Regions from separate parts of the Homo sapiens genome. Here all the other regions are linked to region 1. A link is a contact called in ENCODE Hi-C data. All regions are on one chromosome and are shown on one strand. Each heading gives the region's core, a stretch centred on a gene start or an enhancer-like site at or near the end of the contact. The rest is flanking DNA. Distances are from core to core; before and after follow the strand shown.

What was found. A loop is a pair of places that touch in the nucleus more often than their neighbours do. Pooled maps may share reads with other maps.
Region 2: a loop to region 1 is called in a map with no recorded cell type, with 5 times the contacts of the local background. The contact joins two enhancer-like sites. A Hi-C loop is called at or near these places in 3 of 37 single-sample maps with no recorded cell type and 2 of 50 pooled maps.
Region 3: a map with no recorded cell type shows a loop between it and region 1 (12-fold over the local background). The contact joins the promoter of PIK3CG here to the enhancer-like site in region 1. A Hi-C loop is called at or near these places in 2 of 37 single-sample maps with no recorded cell type and 10 of 50 pooled maps.
Region 4: a pooled map shows a loop between it and region 1 (19-fold over the local background). The contact joins the promoter of NAPEPLD here to the enhancer-like site in region 1. A Hi-C loop is called at or near these places in 9 of 50 pooled maps.
Region 5: a loop to region 1 is called in a pooled map, with 14 times the contacts of the local background. The contact joins two enhancer-like sites. A Hi-C loop is called at or near these places in 2 of 37 single-sample maps with no recorded cell type and 3 of 50 pooled maps.
Region 6: a map of naive thymus-derived CD4-positive, alpha-beta T cell shows a loop between it and region 1 (9-fold over the local background). The contact joins two enhancer-like sites. A Hi-C loop is called at or near these places in 1 of 168 maps with a recorded cell type or tissue (naive thymus-derived CD4-positive, alpha-beta T cell), 3 of 37 single-sample maps with no recorded cell type and 11 of 50 pooled maps.
Region 7: a map of natural killer cell shows a loop between it and region 1 (5-fold over the local background). The contact joins the promoter of NAMPT-AS1 here to the enhancer-like site in region 1. A Hi-C loop is called at or near these places in 2 of 168 maps with a recorded cell type or tissue (naive thymus-derived CD4-positive, alpha-beta T cell and natural killer cell), 15 of 37 single-sample maps with no recorded cell type and 15 of 50 pooled maps.

What each region holds. Positions count from the first base shown.
Region 1 is chr7:104,943,746-104,946,654 of GRCh38, forward strand. All of the region lies in intron 1 of LOC101927902 (a long non-coding RNA gene), which reads left to right. Among named protein-coding and RNA genes, the nearest start is that of LHFPL3-AS2, 19 kb to the left of the region's middle. RefSeq lists enhancers at 154-213, 854-903, 1,214-1,523, 1,317-1,611, 1,844-1,913. Within about 2 kb of position 1,431, at least 37 of the 41 ENCODE cell types and tissues checked have a DNase peak (open chromatin) inside an H3K27ac peak, as active enhancers do; they include natural killer cell, where a contact is called at or near this core.
Region 2 is chr7:106,893,962-106,896,870 of GRCh38, forward strand. The region is part of intron 10 of PIK3CG (phosphatidylinositol-4,5-bisphosphate 3-kinase catalytic subunit gamma); the gene reads left to right. Among named protein-coding and RNA genes, the nearest start is that of PIK3CG, 30 kb to the left of the region's middle. Within about 2 kb of position 1,415, at least 4 of the 41 ENCODE cell types and tissues checked have a DNase peak (open chromatin) inside an H3K27ac peak, as active enhancers do.
Region 3 is chr7:106,863,755-106,866,663 of GRCh38, forward strand. It overlaps PIK3CG (phosphatidylinositol-4,5-bisphosphate 3-kinase catalytic subunit gamma), which reads left to right and starts at 1,528. Exons shown (of 11, transcript NM_001282426.2): 1 at 1,528-1,672. RefSeq lists an enhancer at 1,600-1,699.
Region 4 is chr7:103,147,556-103,150,464 of GRCh38, forward strand. NAPEPLD (N-acyl phosphatidylethanolamine phospholipase D) reads right to left here and starts at 1,544. Exons shown (of 5, transcript NM_001122838.3): 1 at 1,256-1,544. It overlaps LOC105375434, which reads left to right. Exons shown (of 3, transcript XM_047421168.1): 2 at 1,463-2,909. The coding sequence ends at 2,265.
Region 5 is chr7:106,483,227-106,486,135 of GRCh38, forward strand. No RefSeq gene overlaps it. Among named protein-coding and RNA genes, the nearest start is that of CTB-30L5.1, 110 kb to the right of the region's middle. Within about 2 kb of position 1,450, at least 5 of the 41 ENCODE cell types and tissues checked have a DNase peak (open chromatin) inside an H3K27ac peak, as active enhancers do.
Region 6 is chr7:106,344,677-106,347,585 of GRCh38, forward strand. No RefSeq gene overlaps it. Among named protein-coding and RNA genes, the nearest start is that of NAMPT-AS1, 61 kb to the left of the region's middle. RefSeq lists an enhancer at 1,461-2,660. Within about 2 kb of position 1,360, at least 4 of the 41 ENCODE cell types and tissues checked have a DNase peak (open chromatin) inside an H3K27ac peak, as active enhancers do.
Region 7 is chr7:106,283,699-106,286,607 of GRCh38, forward strand. NAMPT-AS1 (NAMPT antisense RNA 1) reads left to right here and starts at 1,548. Exons shown (of 1, transcript NR_186647.1): 1 at 1,548-2,628. NAMPT (nicotinamide phosphoribosyltransferase) reads right to left here and starts at 1,285. Exons shown (of 11, transcript NM_005746.3): 1 at 1,130-1,285. The coding sequence starts at 1,186. RefSeq lists silencers at 615-974, 1,245-1,784.

The DNA of each region.
Region 1 (2,909 bases), core at 181-2,680:
TGCGGTCTGGTGATCAGAGCTGTAAAGGTTTCTAAACAATCAGAGGCCTTTGATATGGTTGCCAACACCCACATTTTCCATTCTGGGAACAATGCCATCAAGGGCCACAGCCTCAGTCCCCCACCTAAGTGAGGAAGTGTCTGCTGGTTGCTGGTAGGAGCAGGTCCTGTGAGGGCAAGGGTCAGAAGGACAGAGGAGTCTTCTTATCCTGGCTGCTCGCCTTTTCCCTCTGGTCACCTCACCCTTTTGCATGTTCAAAATCTATGCTCATCTTATCTAGCCCATTCCTCTTGGCTAAAGCCAGCACACATCCTGTTCCTCTCAATGGGAGAACTATCCGGGCAATTGCATTTAAAGGTTTTCTTGCATTGGTTCGGAATTTGCCCTGGCTCTGCCCTTATTTCCTGATCCCAGTGTAGTTTCTTTATTCAGGTGTGCAAAAGAGTGAGCTATTTTGTTATGGAGGCAGAGAGAAACAACCTCAGGTTCCTCTAATAATGCCTTTAGAACTCTCTTCTGAATAACTGGGGCGTTAAATTCATCGACAAAATCCCTTTGGGAGATACACCATCTGGGGACCCCCTCAAAGGTAGATATCTGGGCTAATTTGACTGCTATTTTGCAGGAATGCAGGTGGGCAAAAGATAGTTTCCACTAGGTCAGAATGTTTTTTCCACTTTCTGTTCTTTGTTATTTTGCTCACTTCCGGTGTGAAAGCACTGAATTTCAGAATTAGATGAAACTTATAGTAAAGGCCTGCCACAAGGTCTTTGTCAACCCCATATCCTGGTGACCAAACTAGATTTCATGACGTCAATCATTTCAAAAACACAGGCTCTTCCAACGGCGTCAGCAAGCAGAAATCCTGTTCACAAACACTGTTCTAAATCAGTCTTTATTTTATTTTATTTTTTTTGAGACAGAGTCTCACTCTGTCGCCCAGGCTGGAGTGCAGTGGCACTATCTTGGCTCACGGCAACCTCCACCTCCCGGGTTCAAGGAGTTCTCCTGCCTCAGCCTCCCGAGTAGCTGGGATCACAGGTGCCTGCCACTACACCCAGCTAATTTTTTGTATTTTTAGTAGAGACGGAGTTTCACCATGTTGCCCAGGCTGGTCTCAAACTCCTGACCTCAGGCGATCCGCCCGCCTCGGCGTCCCAAAGTGTTGGGATTACAGGCATGAGCCACTGCGCCCAGCCAAATCAGTCTCTTAATACTGAGTCTGAATCTCTTGAGATTTTAGCCCCTCAGTGCTGACCTGATGGAGATGTGCCTTTTTTTTTTTTTTCCGGGGAAGTATTCACTTCAACTCCCACAACCCCCGAGGAATGACTAGTGGGTTTCTTTCCCCTCCCCTCGGGTGGCCTTGTGAGGAAGCCAGGAAGTACTGTGAGCGGCAGGGCCTGGGAGAGCCCCTGTGGCCGACAGGAGGAGATCAGCCTTCATCGCACTCTCAGAAACGGAAGTGTGGGCGTGTGTTATGTTGCTGCAGCAACCAAAGGCAACCGAGCAGCAAACCTCAGATGACTGAGCCCAGCCCATTCAACGAGGGGGAGTTTCAGGTGGCCTGTGTTCCCCAGGGACTGGGCCTAGCTCAATCGGGAAAAGTCAGCATCCAAAAGTCCTCAATGACGCAGAGGAAGCCAGGAGAAAACAGTCAATGGCTAGTCATCACTGATTCGTGGTCACAGGCGTTAGAACAGGAAGGATCTGCACAGATCAGCCTCTCCCACCCCTCACTTTCCTGATAAAGGAACTAAAGTCCGGAAAGTACTTGCTCAGAGTCCTACTGCCAGTGGGTGTGAAAGCCAGAACCACCACCCTCATTGCCTTCTGTATACATAGCTTTAACAGTTTGCAAACACTCTTATATGCTTTAATTTCATCTGATCCTGGACTGAGAGCAAATATTTGTATTTCAACCAAAAGGCCAAATGCTCAGTTTCCTCATCTGAGAGGATAATAAGAGTACTTTTCTAATGGAATTCTTTTTTTCTTTTAATTTTTGGTAGAGACAGGGTCTCACTATGTTGCCCAGGATGGTCTTGAACTCCTGGCCTCAAGAGATCCTCCCAACTGCACCTCTCAAGTGCTAGGATTACAGGCATGAGCCATTGCTCCCTGTCCTCTAATGGAATTTTTGTTAGGATTAAATGAGTTAATAGTTTGGAGATTTGAGAGACTATAATAGAGGAAACCTCTCTTCCCTTCCCAAGTTCTGAGTAATTAAGAGCTGGGCAAGGAGAAATAAAAACAAATGGGATTGGCCAGGAGCAGTGGCTCTCTCCTGTAATCCCAGCACTTTAGGAGGCCAAGGCAAGCAGATCACTTGAGGTCAGGAATTCAAGACCAGCCTGGCCAACATGGAGAAACCCTGTCTCTACTGAAAATACAAAAATTATCTGGGTGTGGTAGTACACACCTGTAATCCCAGCTACTCGGAAGGCTGAGGCAGTAGAATCACTTGAACCCAGGAAGTGGAGGTTGCAGTGAGCCGAGATCACCCCACTGCATTCCAGCCTGGGTGACAGAACGAGACTTCATCTCAAAAAAAAAAAAAAAAAAAAAGCAAATGGGATCAAAACATCAACTTTATCACTGATACATTTTATATAGGAGTCCATGGTTTACATTTGTGGGTAAGTGAATGCCAGAATTAGGCAGGGTACCCACGCAGGCTGGGGCATGCCCCCCAGTTGGAAACTGTCCCTGTAAACAGTGGAGCCTGGGAGAGCAGAGCCCAAAGCATGCTCTGGAGGAGGATGGCTGCCAAGAGGACAGAGATGGGCTGAGCTATGCATCTCCAGTTCCTCCCCAGCGTCTCCATTGAGAAGTTGCTCCTCTTCCTGTACCACCCTCTTCACCACCACCACCACCCTCCTGGGCAGGAATGAGTCAAAGAGCAGGGA
Region 2 (2,909 bases), core at 165-2,664, 2.0 Mb after region 1:
ATCTAAACACATCTGAACGGAAAAGGAACAGTAAAAATATGGAATTATAATCTTATGAAACAACTATGATAGATGCAGTCCATGGTTGACCAAAACATTGTTATGCAGTACATGACTGTATATAGGACTTGTGATGTACAGTTTTAAATTAGCCTCCTTCCCCAACCCATTGTGGATTGTTTCCTTTCCTTTTTTCAGCCAATTCTAACTAATGCTATTTTGACTTTTGTATCTCCAAATAGTCCACCTTAAATCCTTTTTGGAACAAGGCTGAAGGATAAATCACACACACACACACAGACACACACACACACCCCTACGTGCACGCTATCAGAATATTGACTAAAGTAGAATAGCTTATTGTAGCATTTAGGTTTCTAATGTGCTTCTAGCTAAATATTCGAGAAGATGACAGTACAGCCCTTCTCCTGGTAAACAGAGCTAGTCTGAGAATCACTTTTCAAGTACTTACAGATAAAAATCCTAATTCAAACTCATCAAATGCATGGCCAAGTACCAGACACACTCCTCTTTTGGATTTACCAGAAAGTGTGCTCTCATGCACTGTTAGGTCTAATAATCAGTGACCTTCTCTGTTTTGCCAAAATAATTCCTAAAGACTGGCTAGCCAATGCATTGATTTTTATTAAAAAAACAAAATAACAAAATAAAATTCTCTGCCTTTGACTGGAATGATTTTTATCCATTGTCTCCTTCCTCTAGCAGACAGAGGCAACATTACTATTTAGGAAAAGTAAGTGGAGGTTCCACTTCATTTCTAGATGAAAATGGAGGATTTTGATGTTAAGTATTTCATGTGACCTCAGACAGTCTGTAGCAGCCACAGCTCATCAGTGGTTAATAAATTAGTAGATTGTATATAAAAGTAGTTTGTTTTCAGTTTAGTGAACTGATAGTTGGGGCAGTTAGCAAATCAAGTAAAAGTTTGGGCCCTGAAATGATAATGAATTCCTTTGTTCCCAAGACTTCTAAGGGCAGTAGCTTTGTAAAAACAATTCTTTCTGTTAGTACTAGATGCTATAATTAAGGCATTTGAATCAACAATGAAATTGAGAGCAGATGTACTACGTAGGCTCAATCTATTTATTAGCTACTAATGGAGAATGTTCTAGCTAATGGCATTAATAATAATGTAATGTTCCCCACATTTGTAGTCATTAACAAGTGCATTAAACCAAGTCCTCGAAGTCAGATTTTTCCCTTACTCTTCTTCTCTCAATAATACAAATCCTTCAACAGTCAGTTGAGAAGGAGAGAATGAGGATGTTTGAGGTCAAGGAGAGGCAGCCCTGGCAGAAGGGAAAATTACAGCCAGTAACTTCTGTGTTCTGTGTTTTCCCCTGAGCTCCCCAGGCCACATCCTCATAGTCCCTGAAACCACAGGCCTCTAGGCCAAGGTAGTGTCAGAACACTCCCACAGACCCTGTGGCTGAGTCCAAAAGGCAGAAATGAAACTTCTGGGACTGAGCGGGCAGGGCAGGTGCTCGGCTGTGCCCCCCAGGGTGAGAGAACCACCTGCAGGAAGCCAGTGTTGCTGTATGCTTCCATCCTGCCCACCTCAGTGGGCCAGCACCATGACAGCCTCCCTTTGACACTGGTTGGAGTGAGGCTTATCCCCAACTCCAACCTACCTCACCCCCTAGGCCTTTACTAAGAGACCTTGTGGGCAGATGGTCTAGAGGGACAGTGAGCCCCTTAGCGTTGAACAGTATGTGTATTCAATAATGCAGCTCCTCGTGGTATTGATTAGTAATCATAGCCAACTACTTATGTAGCACTTAAATCTCACCACAACAACATGAAATGGGTATCATTCTTATTATTCTTAATCTATATTTAAAAGAGGTTAAGTGACTTCTCCAGTGATATATAGTTTACCAGTAATAAAGCCAAAATTAGAATTCATTCAGCTTGATGTGAATCTGTGTTGTTAACCACCACAGCACACTGCCTTTCAGCAAAGGCTGATTAAAGCTGCACCAAGTCTCTAAGTGTGTACAGCCCATCAGAATCTCGACACTGTGTTTGACAAGCATGGGACGTGCAGTTAAACTGGGGAAGAAATTTCTTTCTCATAGAAGAGATCCTTGTGTGTGAAAATTAGAACTATCTGAATAAATTAGAATCAACAGAAATTCTTTATGTGAGTGAAATAGCCTTCGAGAAAAGCAGGACAGTTATTTCCTTTAACGCCTCTCCTTGGGTACAGCAGGGATAGGTGAATTCCTGCATCACTGCTTAACAAGTATTTACTGAGCACCAGTGGATTGGTGTTATAATAACTTGGCCTCAGGTTAATTTCCCTCCTTGAAAATGTTCTATTAAAAAGAGTTTGACCACACAGTGGGCTCACACAGCAGGGGATTTATGTGGATCCCCCAGTGTATGGAAGGACAGAAAATAATTAAAAATCAGAATGTACTCTAATTCAAAACCAAAAGGCGTCCCCATCTATGTCCTTGTGAAAATTGTGCAAGTTGGCAAATTAATGAGGCTGTTGCCTGGGGTGAAGTCTGCACTTAGCCTGTATAATTACTAAGAAATGAGAGAGACCTCAGTGGGTCCTACGGATGAGCAAAAGAAAATAATTTCCGGACATAAGTGGAGTCATTAAGAATGCAAGAGCACTAATGCACTGGGGCCACTTCCAGGGGACAAGTGATGGCTGGGCAGCAGCAGCAACAGCCCACACAAGTCTCCCGCTTCTTGGTGAACAGGGAGGAAATGCAGAGGGGATGGTAGGCAAGGGAGAGGACTGACGTTTATTGAGCCTTCACTATGTACCGGCCTCCATGCTGGGCGCTTTATGTATATTGTCTCACTTAGAAAATGCCAGAATATTCCATGGGTTTTGTATTGCTTAGGATGATGTGTACCCTGCCCAGCCT
Region 3 (2,909 bases), core at 278-2,777, 1.9 Mb after region 1:
CCCTCCCACCCTCAAACCTCCTCCCACTCCACCCACCCCCAGGAACCCTCCCACACACTCTGGGTAAAACACAGCTTGGCAAGCTCTCACATCATGGCTTGGTGGCTACAGTGTGTTGATCTTCCCTCAGGACCAACCAAGAAAGCTAGCCTTGGTGCTTCTAAAGCTGCCAGCCTCCTAAGGGAGTATTCCTATATAGGAATATACTTTGAGAAGCTGATAAGACCCCTCTAAATATTTGGGAGGCAGCCTTTGAATTAAATTATTTGCCTGCTGATGTCAACTATTAGAGTGCTATTTAAAAGTTAAAACCCAAGAGGCATATGTAAAAGGAAATAAGTCAAATCAATCATTTATCTCAATATCAGAGTAATTCAGAGGAACTCTTAATTACATACCTCCAAGAGACTTGTGAGGTCAACTCCATTCTATCTGCTGCCCTTGAAGCTCAGCTGGAGTCCCTCAACACCCCGATTGGAGGATGAACTCTAGCATAGGGAATTCTGAGATGGAGGGAGGGGGCGCTGGTTCAGGATGCTTGGAGGTTCTAGAAAGAACTGAGGTCACCTGGAAGATACAACGCTACTCTAAAAATGATTCAGGATGGCTTTTCTATGCATTCTCTACTCCCATAGGAATCAGGGGCCACCTCCCAGGATGGAATCTGCCTGATGCTGTAACAGTGTTCAGCTCCCCAATTTCCCCATGATAACAGGCAACCTCCTTCTGTTTTGTCTACAGTTAATTAATCAGTCATTGCTGACAGTAAGGCTCCATCCTCAACACAGGATATTTTCTGAAGCATTAATTTTTGTTTCAATAGTTGATCCTTGTTTGGAATATAATGTGTTACAATGTAGTGGTACTTAGTATTAAAATCAAAATACCTTTTTATTCATCTTTCAATTTTAATACTTTTAGCATTTCAACCATTATTTGAAGGGTTACTTACTGCAGTATGTCACATTTATATACACACATGCACATGCTGCAGTGCTTTCAGTTTGAGCCAGTGATATTTTAGGCCCCAAATGCTCTGAAAAAATAGAGAAAGCTCTCACCAAGCTAAGGAAGTGAGCTTGCAGACCATGCCTTTAAAAATTTTCAGCTTGATAACTTAGTCCTCAAGATGACTAGGTTTCTCTTCCCCCACCCCTCAGTTAGCATGTGCGAACAAGGATTCTTTTGAATTCCCAGGAGGGGAATGAGTTTAATTTGACTGGTAAAAGTCTTCCTAATAGGATACCTAATACTGTGGCTCTTAGAACTAGCTACAAAGATATTTCATATGTTTATGTCTCATAATGGGTAATTTTGGTTTGGATTTATGTCATTTTGTCTCAGTATCACAATTTTTGAAAAATTAGTTCAAAGAGAAAAAAAAAAGAAAAGAAAAACCATGGTAAACATTGCTCAGTCTCATACTCCTACCCTCTCTATGCTAAAACAGGAAATGCATTTCTGACACTTTTAAAATGAGCAATCACACGTATAATCAACTTGGTTAAAACTTCCTTCCTGGTAACTGCAACACTTCCTCTGCATCTGGATATGAAGGGAGCCCCAGAAAAGCGGAAGAATTTAGACGCACACTGGGTAGGTTTGAATTTGTTTTGTTTTCAAAAATTAAACAAATGATCCTTCAGCATCATCGCCTCCGCTGCTTTATCAGGTATTGCTTCCTTCTATTTTTTGCTCTTTGTGGGGTCTGACTCGGAATAGTGGCACTTCCTTCTCGGCTAGATTATCTGAAACTGTTGTCGGTTCTTGAGATGATACTACCACCGAATGTCTGTGTTTCATTGTCTAGTCCAACCTGTATTGTGGATATCTACAACGTTCCGGCAATAGTTTTGCAGGTGCATCACATTTTTGTTTTTGTTTTGGGAGGAAAAGGGAGGGCACGGCAGCCAGGCTTCATATTCCTACAAGTGCATGCTTCAAGATTACTGTACTTACAGTGTTTCCAACATCTTCTCATAAAAGGGGAAAGCTTCATAGCCTCAACCATGAAGGAAACCAGTGAGTATTAGTCAGCCTGTTTTCCTCTGCATCTTATAAGATCGTTTGGTATCACTGAGGCAGAAGTTATTGCTGTGTATTTATATGCTGCCTAAATTTGGACATGTTTTATTTCAAGTTAGTGTCAATATCAATGTATCTTACAGTTCTCTTCTTTGTTAGTTATTCTATAATGTAGCAAAAGACCAAAATGAATGTTTTAAGCCACAAGAGACAGTTCTTTGGGACAGTTGGTTTCACTTACTAAGTATAACTTCATATTTTAAGAGAGGGAATATTGGTTTTAAAAGTTAAGCCAAGATTTGAACATAAGTTTGGATCAAATGAAATTTGTCTTTCTTATCTTCTTATCAAGCTCTCCTTTTTGGTATACATCAAATGCTCCACTATTTCTTAAGGAAATAATGTAGTTTTAAGTCTAACATTAGTTATTTAAGAGAGTAAACGATATTTTCTGAAACATTAATTTTTTGTTTCAATAATTGATTCGTTTAGAATATAATGTATTACAATGTAGTGATACTAAACATTGAAAGCAAAATACCTAATCTTTCAGTGTTAATACCTTTCAAATTTCAATTATTATTTGAAGGATTTCCTATTGCAGTATGTCCTATTTATACATAAGTGCTTTGTGAAGGGTAGGTACTTACTGAATTTTGTGGAAAGAGTGAGTAGGTTAATGAGAATAAATTTGTGAATTTGTGTTACAAAAATGAAAATATTAGAGCAAAAAAGAAGTTAAATGATTGGGGGTCTTAACAGAAGGTCACTGGAGTCCAGAAATCCTGCCTTCCATCCTGTAGCTCCTCCATTATTAAGTAGAGACAGATCAAATGAATTTTAATTAATTAATTAAACAATGTTAAAATTACCTAAATGTTCCT
Region 4 (2,909 bases), core at 294-2,793, 1.8 Mb before region 1:
TCCTCTCAGTTTACCAAACTCACAAATACTCAAAGTAACATAATACCCCTTTCGAACAAACACAAGAATGACTGTATCAACTAAAGTATAACCAAAACCCTGTGATGGAATGCTTATGCTAAAATGTTCTTCATATAGTTATAACTGGACTAATTTTAAAATTAGAATTTTGTAACATAGAATTTCTACAATATAATTTGGAATTCTGAGTGAAAATAAGGGTATGAGAAATACACTAAGTATTTTTATCTCTTGGAGACTTACCATAATTCTTGTAGCAGGAAAGCCTGCAGAATGTTAACAAAACAAAATCTCTGAAAATCCTGACTATATTTTCAGTTGACTTGAAACAAATTTAACCCCTCAATCTCTCCTTAAATTATTATTTTAAATAAGTACTTTTACCCTAAATTTCTTCTTTAACAGACCCAGTATTTTCTTGCAACAAAAATCACACTATTGTGGGATATAGGTAATCTTCTTTTTAAAGATTACATAACTTCTTTCTAAACGATGTCCATGTCTGCGGCTAATTCATAACCAATGTAACTGAAAATAGAAATGGAAATGTTAGAGATTTCCATTTTTTAACAAACATGGGAATTATTTCTCAATTTGAAGAACTGCATCTCAGGAATGACTTCCTGGACAAATTAATCAGAATTATCAAGTAGCAAACATTTCATGCTAAGCCAAAGCCAACCAGGTGAGTCAGTCATATTATAACATGTATATATAACAACGTACAGTAAAGGCAAAGACAAGAACTAAATGACTTTTTAAAAGGCTGTTAAACTTTACTCACTCCCTTAATATTTTCCAGGTTTAACTGACGTATAATGAATGCATGTGATCCCGGAACCCATGGAAGAGTATCTACCATATCGAGCTCTAGCTTGAAAAAAAAAAAAAAGGAAAAAACAAACAAACAAAACAACAACAACAAAAACCTATCTGAATACGTGTTCTGAAAAGCCCACAATAATACCCAATTTATAAGAAGCAAACAACCACAGAACAGAAAACTCAAGAAAGCACAGCCTTCCACCACCCCTCCCCAGCTAGCCCCATTTTTTTTTTTGCTCTTCATTTCCATTCCATAGTTAAATAAGTACACTTATTCCAAAATAAAAGGGGAGAAACCTGTTGGAATGGATTTTTAGAAGATAAACACTATAGATGAAGCAACAATAAGTTGCTCGGAGGAAGTTGTCGACCCATTCATTTACATACAACCAAAAGAAGATAAACCCACATGTATTCCTATCAGTGAAGATGCAACCTGGTAATTTGCAGGGAAGATAGGATCTCAAATCCCAGACAGCTACTCTCCCAAAGAGAAAAAAAATAATGCTGTGGCTCTTCACCGAGGCAGCTTCAGAGATGCAGGCTCCGCAACTCGCGAGGTGCGAAAATTCAAATGAAGCCCTGTCGCTCACAAGTGCGGCATCTCCGAGATGAGGGAGGGCTCGGGGACGGGAAACCCACTCTCAGCCCGCTCCACTTCGCCGAAGAATTCCAAACCACCCCAGGCTCAGCAGTGTGGATTGCTCCGCCCAGAGACCGTGGAGGAGGCAGCAGAGAGGTCACAGAGCACAGCAGGCGGGAGAAAACCGCCTCCCGCGAGGTCCAACAGAAACCACGGAGCTCCGGACACTCGGGATCCCGGGCCGCGGGCGCGCGGCCAGAGCGGCGGGGTGCGAGCGCGGGGGTGCGGACTCACCTCGCGCTTGGGGTGGCCGGGAGCGCGCGCCGCCTCAGTTCCGCGGCTTCCGGCCACAGAGTCCCCGCGCAAAGCGCCGCCGCGTAGCGGGAGGGGCGACCGCGGCAGGCGCTCGGGTTCTTCCTAACCCGAGCCCGCCGCGCTGGCTCCGCCGAGGACGCCAGCAGCTGCAGGCAGCGCTTCAGCTCTCGCCGCCTCGCCATCGTTGGGGCGAGTCGTCGCCGGGTCACTCCCTTATTATGACCTTCGAATCTGACAGCAGGGCCAGCGGTGGCCTCCTTCAGGCTGCCTCTCCAGCCCTTACCAAGATGGCCGCCCCTGTGGGCCGGGGCGCCGAAGCCATCTTGGTAAAGGAAGCGCCTGGGAGCACGCGGCCTGCCCCGGCCCGCCTCGCGACTCAAACACTCTGCAGGGACCCTCCTAAGATCAAATTGGTTCCCCCCGCTGTCCTAAGCCAGAGGCTTACTTTCAGATCGCATGAACGCATTCCTGGACACCAGCCACAGTTGCTAAAACTAAATGGGATCCTGCAGACCCATTGACGGACTGTCATAGCCAACTCAATCACAGTCGAGAAGCATTTGAATACTTACAGCCTATGGCGCTAGGATCCTGGTAGCGAAGAAACTAAACTCTAATTTGAAATGTTGTACAGTACGTATTGAATATTAATGGGAGCACGGCATTGTTCACTGTGTGATCGTTTACTTTTAAAATGATGTCACAGCCCCCTGGTACACACGGTTCTCATCTAAATTTGCATCTTTTTTAACGCTAGGATAACTATGAAAGAGCATACGATTGTGATTCTGAGTTTCTTACTGGATTTGCTTTTTAAACTGCAGAATGAAATTAGTTGTTTCAAGAAGTAAAGTACAGGCATGTCGAAGTAAAATTCAACAATGGGTTGTTGGGCAAAAAGATTATAAAAGTCCTGGGGTGTGCCAGGGTCAAAAAAAAAAAAAAAAGCTTGTCCCTGGGGTTATCTTGGCAAAAAAGAAACCACCACCACAGGTTCTAAATGCAGATAAGACTGGCAGAAAAATGCAGACCAAACTATTCTGCATTTTGAAAGTGAATGTGCCTGTGTGACATTGGAGGAATGTAAAGAACTGTATGTCAAGTGTGGACTTTATCTCCTCAGGCTAGCTTAGAGTGGCTGCTGAACTTAAGGGTGATTAAGAGC
Region 5 (2,909 bases), core at 200-2,699, 1.5 Mb after region 1:
ACTTTTACTGAATCATTTCGACATTTCTTGCCATCATGTTTTTTATTTCTAAGAGCTCTTATTCAATTTTTTGATTATTTTCCTTTATTTCACTGTTTTTTCATTGATAAATATATTTATCTTTCTGAAAATATGATAGATTTTTTAAATCCTGCTACATGAATTACTTGTATTTTTTACTAAATGACTTTTTTTTTTTCTATTTACTTTGCACTTGGCCTCTCAAATTGGAGGCTTTTTCAAATATTTGGTGATCTTTGGCTATCCTTTGTCATATAAAAGTGAGGCACAAAAAAAATCTTAGAGAGAACGAGGCTTGTTGACCAAGTAGCAAGAAGACTTTTTTATTGTGTGATCCCCAGATGTCAAAATTGATCTTTTCTCTGGGTCTGCTTAGTGTTACACTAGTTAGTTTAGCTAGGATAGGCAAGGTTAGCTACAGGAAAAGAAAAAATAAAAAGAATAAAACAACTCTGTGGCTTAACACAATAAATATTTATCATTCCCACTATATGTCCAGTGATAATTGGTGATGGGCTCTGCTCCAGTCACAGAATTACTCCAAACCATCTTATGATGTCACTGTTTCACCAAGATACCTCATTTGTCATAGCAGGAAAAAAAGCAAGCATGGAAACTCGCATATTGTCTGTTGAATGTGTCCACCTGGAAGTAGTATACATGACTTGTACTTTTACTTAATTGACTGAAGCAAATTGTAGGTCCACACCTAGCCTCAAAGAGTGGGGAAGTGCAGCCCTCCCAAGTGTCCAAAAGGAGAGGGTAGCCAGAAATACTGGAGAGCAGCACCAATGTTTACCACAATGACTGATTCATTCTCTTAAAAATAGTATGCTTGCATGCCTGTAATCCCAGCATTTTGGGAGGCTGAGGCGGGTGGATCACGAGGTCAAGAGATTGAGACCATACTGGCCAACATGGTGAAACCCCGTCACTACTAAAAATACAAAAATTAGGTGGGCATGGTGGCGCGTGCCTGTAGTCCCAGCTACTAGGGAGGCTGAGGCAGGAGAATCGCTTGAACCCAGGAGGCAGAGGTTGCAGTGAGCAGAGATCATGCCACTGCACTCCAGCCTGGGCAACAAGAGTGAAACTCCATCTTAAAAAAAAAAAAATAAGCTTGCAGTCCTCATTCCTCCTCAGCAGATATTATTCAGATACTCAACATCCACTTGGTGAAGTATTGATAAATTGCTTCTTTTACTATTATTTTTTCTGATGAAGTATGTTGACTAACTTAAGGAGAACTTAAGAAAAATTAGATGAAAACAAAAGGATTCCTCTGCCTGCTAAACTTTTTATTGTTGTAAGAAAGCAACAAAAAACCACTGAATTCCTATTTTTCCATCATCCTATGTCTTCCTAAAGTCATCCTTAATTTCATCACAGCACCACTGATGAGGCAAAGCCAGGGTGGAAATGAAGGTGGCAGTAAGCTGAATTGTAACTTGGAACTGGCTGTGGCCAGCCTCCACGTGACCAATTTTGTAATTTATTATTAACTTTATGCAGCTACACACAAAAGGGAGTGAAGATTGCACAAGAGGCTCTGCTAATAGCAAAGTCTTTTAGGACCTAGAGCTGTGAACTACAAACAGTTTATCTTCAAGTGCCCAGGAAGTGATGGTAGAATTCAGGTTGCCTGACAGAAGCAATTTAGATTCTTCAGCAATAGAGGAGAGTTTGAATGTGAAGACATTCTCCTCTCAAACTTATATCACCTTGAAGAGTGGACAAATCCCAAGCTTTACTGTTTCGGGCTACCAGGCACAAATGTGATTGCAAACCAGACAAAAGTGTCCCCACAAGTTCATGAGCAGATTTTAAAACCAACCTGTTTCTCTGCCTCTGGTTTCAAAGAAACTAATTGCTCAGGATGCACACAGATGGTGTCTGACTCATTGTTTCTTTCCTTCATGTCACTGGATGTTAAATTAGTAATGGTAATAAACAACCACATATATTCACAGAGAAAAATGTATGAAGCTAAAATTAGAATCTTTGTCATGCAACATTGATTTGTTCCAGAAGTTGGAGCTAGATTGGTCAGCAAGTGAATGTTTCAGCCTTGTCACTCCAAGTCTTTTTGAGCCCTGAGCACAGACAACCCTAGTGTCATTGACCTTAATAAATGGAGAGTTGCTGAGAAAGCTTCTAGTCCACTGCCAGGCCTCCAGCTGTGGCCTTCCAGTACACACGCCCCTCCTCAGCTCAGACAACTTAGTGCTCTATGCACTTGCTGCTGTGCAGGGGACCTCAACACCTCTAGAATGCAGTACAGAAGTTGCCATTTACATCTTTAAGGTCCTAGACATGTGGCAGCTTATTTGCTAACTGAAGTCGCCACACTGATCAGTCATTGGATGCAGGCCACCCTGGGAAAGGGTGTGACATTGGAGGAGGTAGGTTTCTGCAGAGGGGACAATCCATAAAGGGGCTGACAGTTGAAGGCTGTTGGCCCATGACATTCTCAGGAGCTGGGGCAATGAGGCTTCACTGATGGGGGAGCTGGGCAGTGCATCCTTGTGTCTAGCGCACGGCTACTTCAAGTCACTTTTCCCAGAAGACTCTTCTATCACAATTGAAACTTCTTCAAGTTTCTGCCTGAGATAAGCTTTCTCCATGGTTTTCAGACCAACATCACTTGCCCCAAACTCTCCACCCCTTCTCATGATCAGTCTCATTTTTTTCTCCACTTTATTTGATTTGTCACACTGTCTCATGGATATCTGTCCCTAGATGGGTAAGCTTACTTCTACATTTATGGTTATGTTCACTTAGTAGCTTTTCTCCACTGTTTACAATAGTCAGCTCTGTCTGTACAAAGAATCAGGCTCCAAATAATGAAATGTTGGCTGAACTTGTCCTACTTTTCAACTTCTGAACAT
Region 6 (2,909 bases), core at 110-2,609, 1.4 Mb after region 1:
TCCAATAGCTCTCACGACTTAATCAAACTCCTTATCTTAGCATTGTAGGCCTTCCGGCTGTCATTCAGGCTTCATGGCACTTTATTAATACAATATTCCTTTCCCTTCCCCGCTACATGTCACCTATACTTTAGCCAAATGGGACCACATACTATTGTTCTAACCTGCTCCATAAATTTCTGCCTCCATGCTTTTAGAAATTGTATTCTCTGCATTCTAAATGTTTTCCTGTCATGTTGACCATAGAAGTGCTTCCCTTCCCTGAGATCTGTGGTAAGTGCTACCTCACTTATGACACCCTTCCTGATTTCCTCTATCTAGTGATCTCACTTCCCCATGGACTCTGAGAGCACTTTAGTGGTAACGTGTTTATAGACTTACCACATTCTTCCGGATATTTGAGCTGTTACTGTAACAGAGTCACGATGCTTACTTCCGCACTTGATGTTTTCCAAAATATTGATGGCTGAGAGTGAGAACAATCTGTTTTAATTCTGCCAGTGATTATTAAATTTATCTTTGAAGAAGGGTAGATCTTTGAGTTTTGGAGAAGAATAAGACTTAAGGGAGTTTTAGATTATACAAATGAAAGATAATCTTTTGGAATACAGAGACTCTGGTCCAATGTTTCTCAATTTGGTTTCCACAAAACCTTAAAGTTCAATATGTCATCACTAGGGGTTTGTAAGAGATTTTGATTTAAAACCTAGACATCAACTTTCGAAGTTTGCATACTTTGAGGATAGATAGTGGCTAAGCAGACATGTCAGCAATTTCATTCGGGGTCTTTCAGCCCCATTGTGGCAGTGTGCAATAGGATTGTATTTGTTTGTGCCCAGTTTGGTTTATGATGCAAGCTATGGGAGGTTACTGGTAACTGATGAGTGCTATATTGCACAGACGAGAGGGGTGGTAAATGGATGACATGAGTTTTTCCTTCTCTAACTATTTCCCCTAAACTCCCCTTATGCACTACAGGATGACTCACAGGACCAAACAAGCTTTGCTAGTATAACTAAAAATGAGGGGAAATTTAATTTTCATTCTAAAGGCTCAGCTGCACCCTGCCCCACCTCCTGCCCCCAGTTTTGTTGTGGTTACAAACATGGCAAAACATAGGTTGAAAAAGACTAAAAGTGATTTCTCCAGTGATTGATGAGTTTGGGGGGATTTTTAAATTTTACTATGCTCTTATGTTTTACACTTAACTCATGTTTGTATTTTATAAACATGTTTGATAACCCAATGTGGTAATTTTTGAAGGTGAGATGTGAGATGGAAGAGGAAAATTTTAGGCCTGGGGATAACCCTGATAAGGGTAGTGATGATGAATTATAACCTTCTGAGTCATTTTCCTGTGTGATTGGAACAAAGGACACAGAAAAAGTCCATCTTTATGATGAAAGACCCTTACCAAGGAGCTTCTATAGGCTGATTATCCAAATTTTCTTATTTTATTGAGAATCATCCATGTGAGGAGGCCAGCAAGATTTTTCTGTAAAGAGGCAGGTGGCAAATATTTTAGGTTTTTCAGATCACATGTAGTCTCTGTCACATATTCTTCTTTGTCTTTGTCTGCTTGTTTAAATGCTTTAAAAATGTAAAAGCCAATCTTAGCCCTGAGGGCTGTACCAAAGCAGGCCTCTGGTGAGGTTCGGCCCATGGGCTGTCATTTGCCAATCCCTGCTATGTCAAACAACTTAGAGATGTGGGAATGGCTCCAATAAAAAAAAAAAAAGAAAACCCAAACAAAACAAAAACCCTTAAATATAAGTCATAGGTATTCGAGAAGTAAAGATGCTGATTACTTTAAGCAGCTATTAGAATCTTAAAACAAACAGTAACTCTTGTTAAAAACACACAAACACACAAACAAACAAGAAACAGGTACATTCAGTGAAAAGGACCAGGGAGCAAGTTATTTAGTAGCAGAACTTACTGTCTTAAACAGGAAAAGTCACACAGTTGGTAAGGCTAACAATGTGATCATGTAAAATTACTGTGAATCAAAGGCTAGGAAAAGATGCACTACAAGAAACTGAAAAGGTTCCACAGCCTCAAACAGTGTCATATGGTGAAGTATTGATGACACGTCACACAACTTTGAAGAGGTTTTGTGACATACCCTGAAAAACCGCAGCTTCCTTTTCTAGGTTGATGAGTCAGGGGATTTCACCAATAAATGTCATACTTAGCATTTGTAAGATTTGCAAGTAATTGTGAAATTCAAGAAAACAAAGAGTGGCCCATAACAAGGAAAGGCCAAGATATAATTAATGTTTGGCCTTCATATCTATAAACAAAAGGTCTAAGAACTACATTGACATGAACACTGATAGTGCTCTGTCAAATTTGGTTCTATGAGAGCTTTTGCATCTTATTAAATGAAAAAAGTTTCTCACATTTTCACAACACATTGGCTTCTTCAAAGAGAATGTCAAACATTCTTGGAGATGAAATGAAAGTTTTAGATAATATTACAAAATGGCTATCTTTGTTATATAAAGGCTAACTTGAGAATACTTTTAAAACTGAAAAGGTGTCGATAAAGGCCACAGAAATATCCTGCTATACACAGAAATTTGGTGGCTCAGCAGAGGAAGCATTTTCAACAGGGTGTTTGAGCTAAAAGATGAAATTCAAAAGTACTTTCAATATCATACTGGGCAAGTTTCGTTAAGTGTTTTGATGAACAATGGCTACAAAAAGTTGCCTTCTCAGCGGACATTTTTCATTATGTGAACAAGTCTCTGCAAGGCCCTGGAGAAAATGTTTTGACTTTGAGTGACAAGATTCTTGAATTTAAAAGGTAACTGAGAGGGACTTCCGATTCAAGTGATGATGGAATAAGACCCTTGTGAAAAATTCCCTTGCAGTAAAACAACTATAAAACCTAAACATAAAGCAAA
Region 7 (2,909 bases), core at 298-2,797, 1.3 Mb after region 1:
GTTGATGGATCTTGGCTCGATTTCAAGAACCTATCTAAATATCATAAACAGCATTTTAAGCTGATTGGAAAAAAACAGACAAAACTTAAGTAAAATGGAATTCTCTAAAATACTTTCTCGGAATATCGGAGGAGGGCTAAAAACAAAGGAAAAAAAAAGAATCAAAACAAAAACATGAGAGTACTATGTTTTACCACTGTATTCCAAACCACTATGCTGCTCAAGTAAAATTTACTTTACCTCTTCCCTTCACTACTGCGTGCTTCATATCAACTGAATGTGGCAGCTACCCACACAAGTGTTCAATGGGCATGTGAACGCAACGCTGTGCCATTTCCCTCTCCACATGTTCTCTAGGGTTAAAACTACAGTTCCTTTAAATCCTCGTGTTTCATTTTCCTTTTCACAGAAATCCTGTAATGACCCTAAAGCAGATAAGAGCAGAGCGGCCTCTACACCCAGGGATAAGGAGCACGAGCAATCACTAGGTGCCAAGGAGTTTGAAACGGAGCCCGGCGGAGTGGGACAGGGGAATCCACTACGGCTACCGGGGCCAGGCGAGTGTCCTCCGCGCCGGAGCCGCAGAGGACCGCGGCTGCTCCGGCGCCCGCGCCAGGACTTCTCCCACCTCGCGCCCCGGGAGACTTACCTGCCCAGCCAGGGGCGAGCGCGCCGGGCTGGCCCGGGGGAAAGCCCCGCTCACTCTCCACTGCGGGTCCCCGGGGCCGTTACCTAACTGGTCCCAGCTCCAGGCCAAGAGGCCGCGCTTCAGGGAAGGGCATGCGCTCGCCGGCGACGCCCAAGCCCCGAGCCCCGAGCCCCGAGCACCGGCGCCCGGGAGTCCGCTGGGGCCCGCCTCAGCCCCCCGCCGCGCCGCCGCCGCCGCGCGCCCCCAGGCCCCGCCTCCACCGCCCAGCCCTCCATCCTCCTCAAGCCACCTCCTGCCCACTGCGGCGCCTCCTCACCTGCCCCAGCCGCCGCCGCCCGCGCCTCCCCCGGGCCTCCCCGCGCCGCGACCCTAGCCCCAGCCCCAGCCCCAACCCCAGCCCCAGCCGCCCCCGCCCCCCTGCCGCGCGCTCGTCCCCAGCGCGCCCCGCTCCTCCTCATCTGCCCGGGCCCCGAGCTTTACCTTGTAGGAGTCGGTGGCCAGGAGGATGTTGAACTCGGCTTCTGCCGCAGGATTCATCTCGGGCCGGAGGACAGGGGCCGCGCGCCGCGAGCTCCCTGGCGCGGCTGCGAGGAAGGAGAAAAATGAGCTTCACCGCGCTCCGTTGCTTAAGTCACTGCTCGGTCGGCGGAGGAGGGGGAGAGGGGGAAACGGAGAGAGGGGAGGGGTCAGAGGAGGGCGGGCCCGGGAGCCGTGACGCGGCGCGGGTGACGGCTGCGGCGGCTCGCGTGCTCGCAGTCTGGGAGCTCTGGCGGACTCCCCACCTCGGTTCCCCCGCCTTCACCCCGTCACCCTCCGGGGGCCGAGAAAGGGCGGGGCGCGGCAGCGCGCTGCGCAGTGCGCGGAGGCGGGGCGGGGAGGAGGACGTGATGCACGCGCTCTTCCTCCCAGACGCCAGCTCTGGGAAGCTGGAGGCAGCGGGGCAGCCCCGGCGCGTGACCCGGGCGCTTACCTAAGTTCGAGTTCCCGGCACGGGCGCGGGAGGGCGGGGCCTGGAGGGGGCGTTCCCAGCTTTGCCAGTGCCACGAGGAGCCGGTTCGCCCGCCCCGCCTGGGACCTTCCGTCCTACCCAGTCCTGGCCGGTTTTCTGGGTCCTCCTGAAGTCACGCCACCCGGCTAGGGGGCGAGGAGCCTCCTACTGCCCATCTTCCCGTCCACCACGCGCAGTTACTCACCTTTGTCTCCGGCCTGGATTAAGGATCCAGCCTTTCGCCTCCATCCCTCTTGTCCCTCCTGATCCTCCTGACCCTGTCTTTAAGATCCCAGGAGCTGCGGTGAGGAGTGAGGCTGAGGGGCCCCTTTCATCTGATGCAGCGACTCCGCTTTCCTCCGGCGGCTCTGTCTATGGCTGAGCTCTTTGATCCTTTGAGAGATGGTTTGACTTTTCCCGAGCAAAGAGCCTGCGTTGAAAAGCGGGGGTGGAATTCAGTCCTCACAGATAATGAGGGGACAAGACCTAATTGAACCGAGTATTGCCGGGAAGGAAAAGGCAACGGGCCAAGCCTTTGACAGGGTGCGACACTGACTTTTATCATCGTTATAGTCTTTAAATCCTGGGAAACGAGTTGGCAACCCCAAAATAAAGAAGTGTAATGACGTCTGATGACTTCACCCAAATACAGACCATTCCAAGAAAGACTTGCGCAGTTCTCATGCGTGGTTGCGTTTTTGCATAAAACTAAGATTCCCTTTGTCCGCATGTTTAATAGCTTAAAAATAAATTGAGGTTTTTATCGGATAAAAGTAGCCAGGAAAAAGTGATACAGTGAAAACGATTACAGGATATTTATAGACTTGTCTTTCAAGTTATTAGAAGTCTCATTCTATCTGGGGGCAGTGATGGTGGTGGTGGTAGTGGAACTTGTGAATTGAGATTCATAGTGGAACTTGTGAATTGAGATTCATCTCGAAACTGGAGGCATGGCTGAGACTTCTAATAAAGACAACCTCAGTCAACACTATGTCTTGAAGTCAGTATATATTTTTGACAATCACCTCATCTACACGTAGATACAATACAGGGCAAAGATCATGGAAGTGGAAGGTATCACCAGGCACTCACCAATGTAGTAAATACTAGTACACTTACAATTATTTTCAGCAACGAGGTTTGAAACAAGAGGGCTTATGTATTTATTGGTTGATCTTCCCTGTGTTTTACCGGGGAAAATTATTTGTAAACGCATTTAAACAAATTATTATTTCTATTTTGAGACGGAGTCTCGCTCTGTCGCCCAGGCTG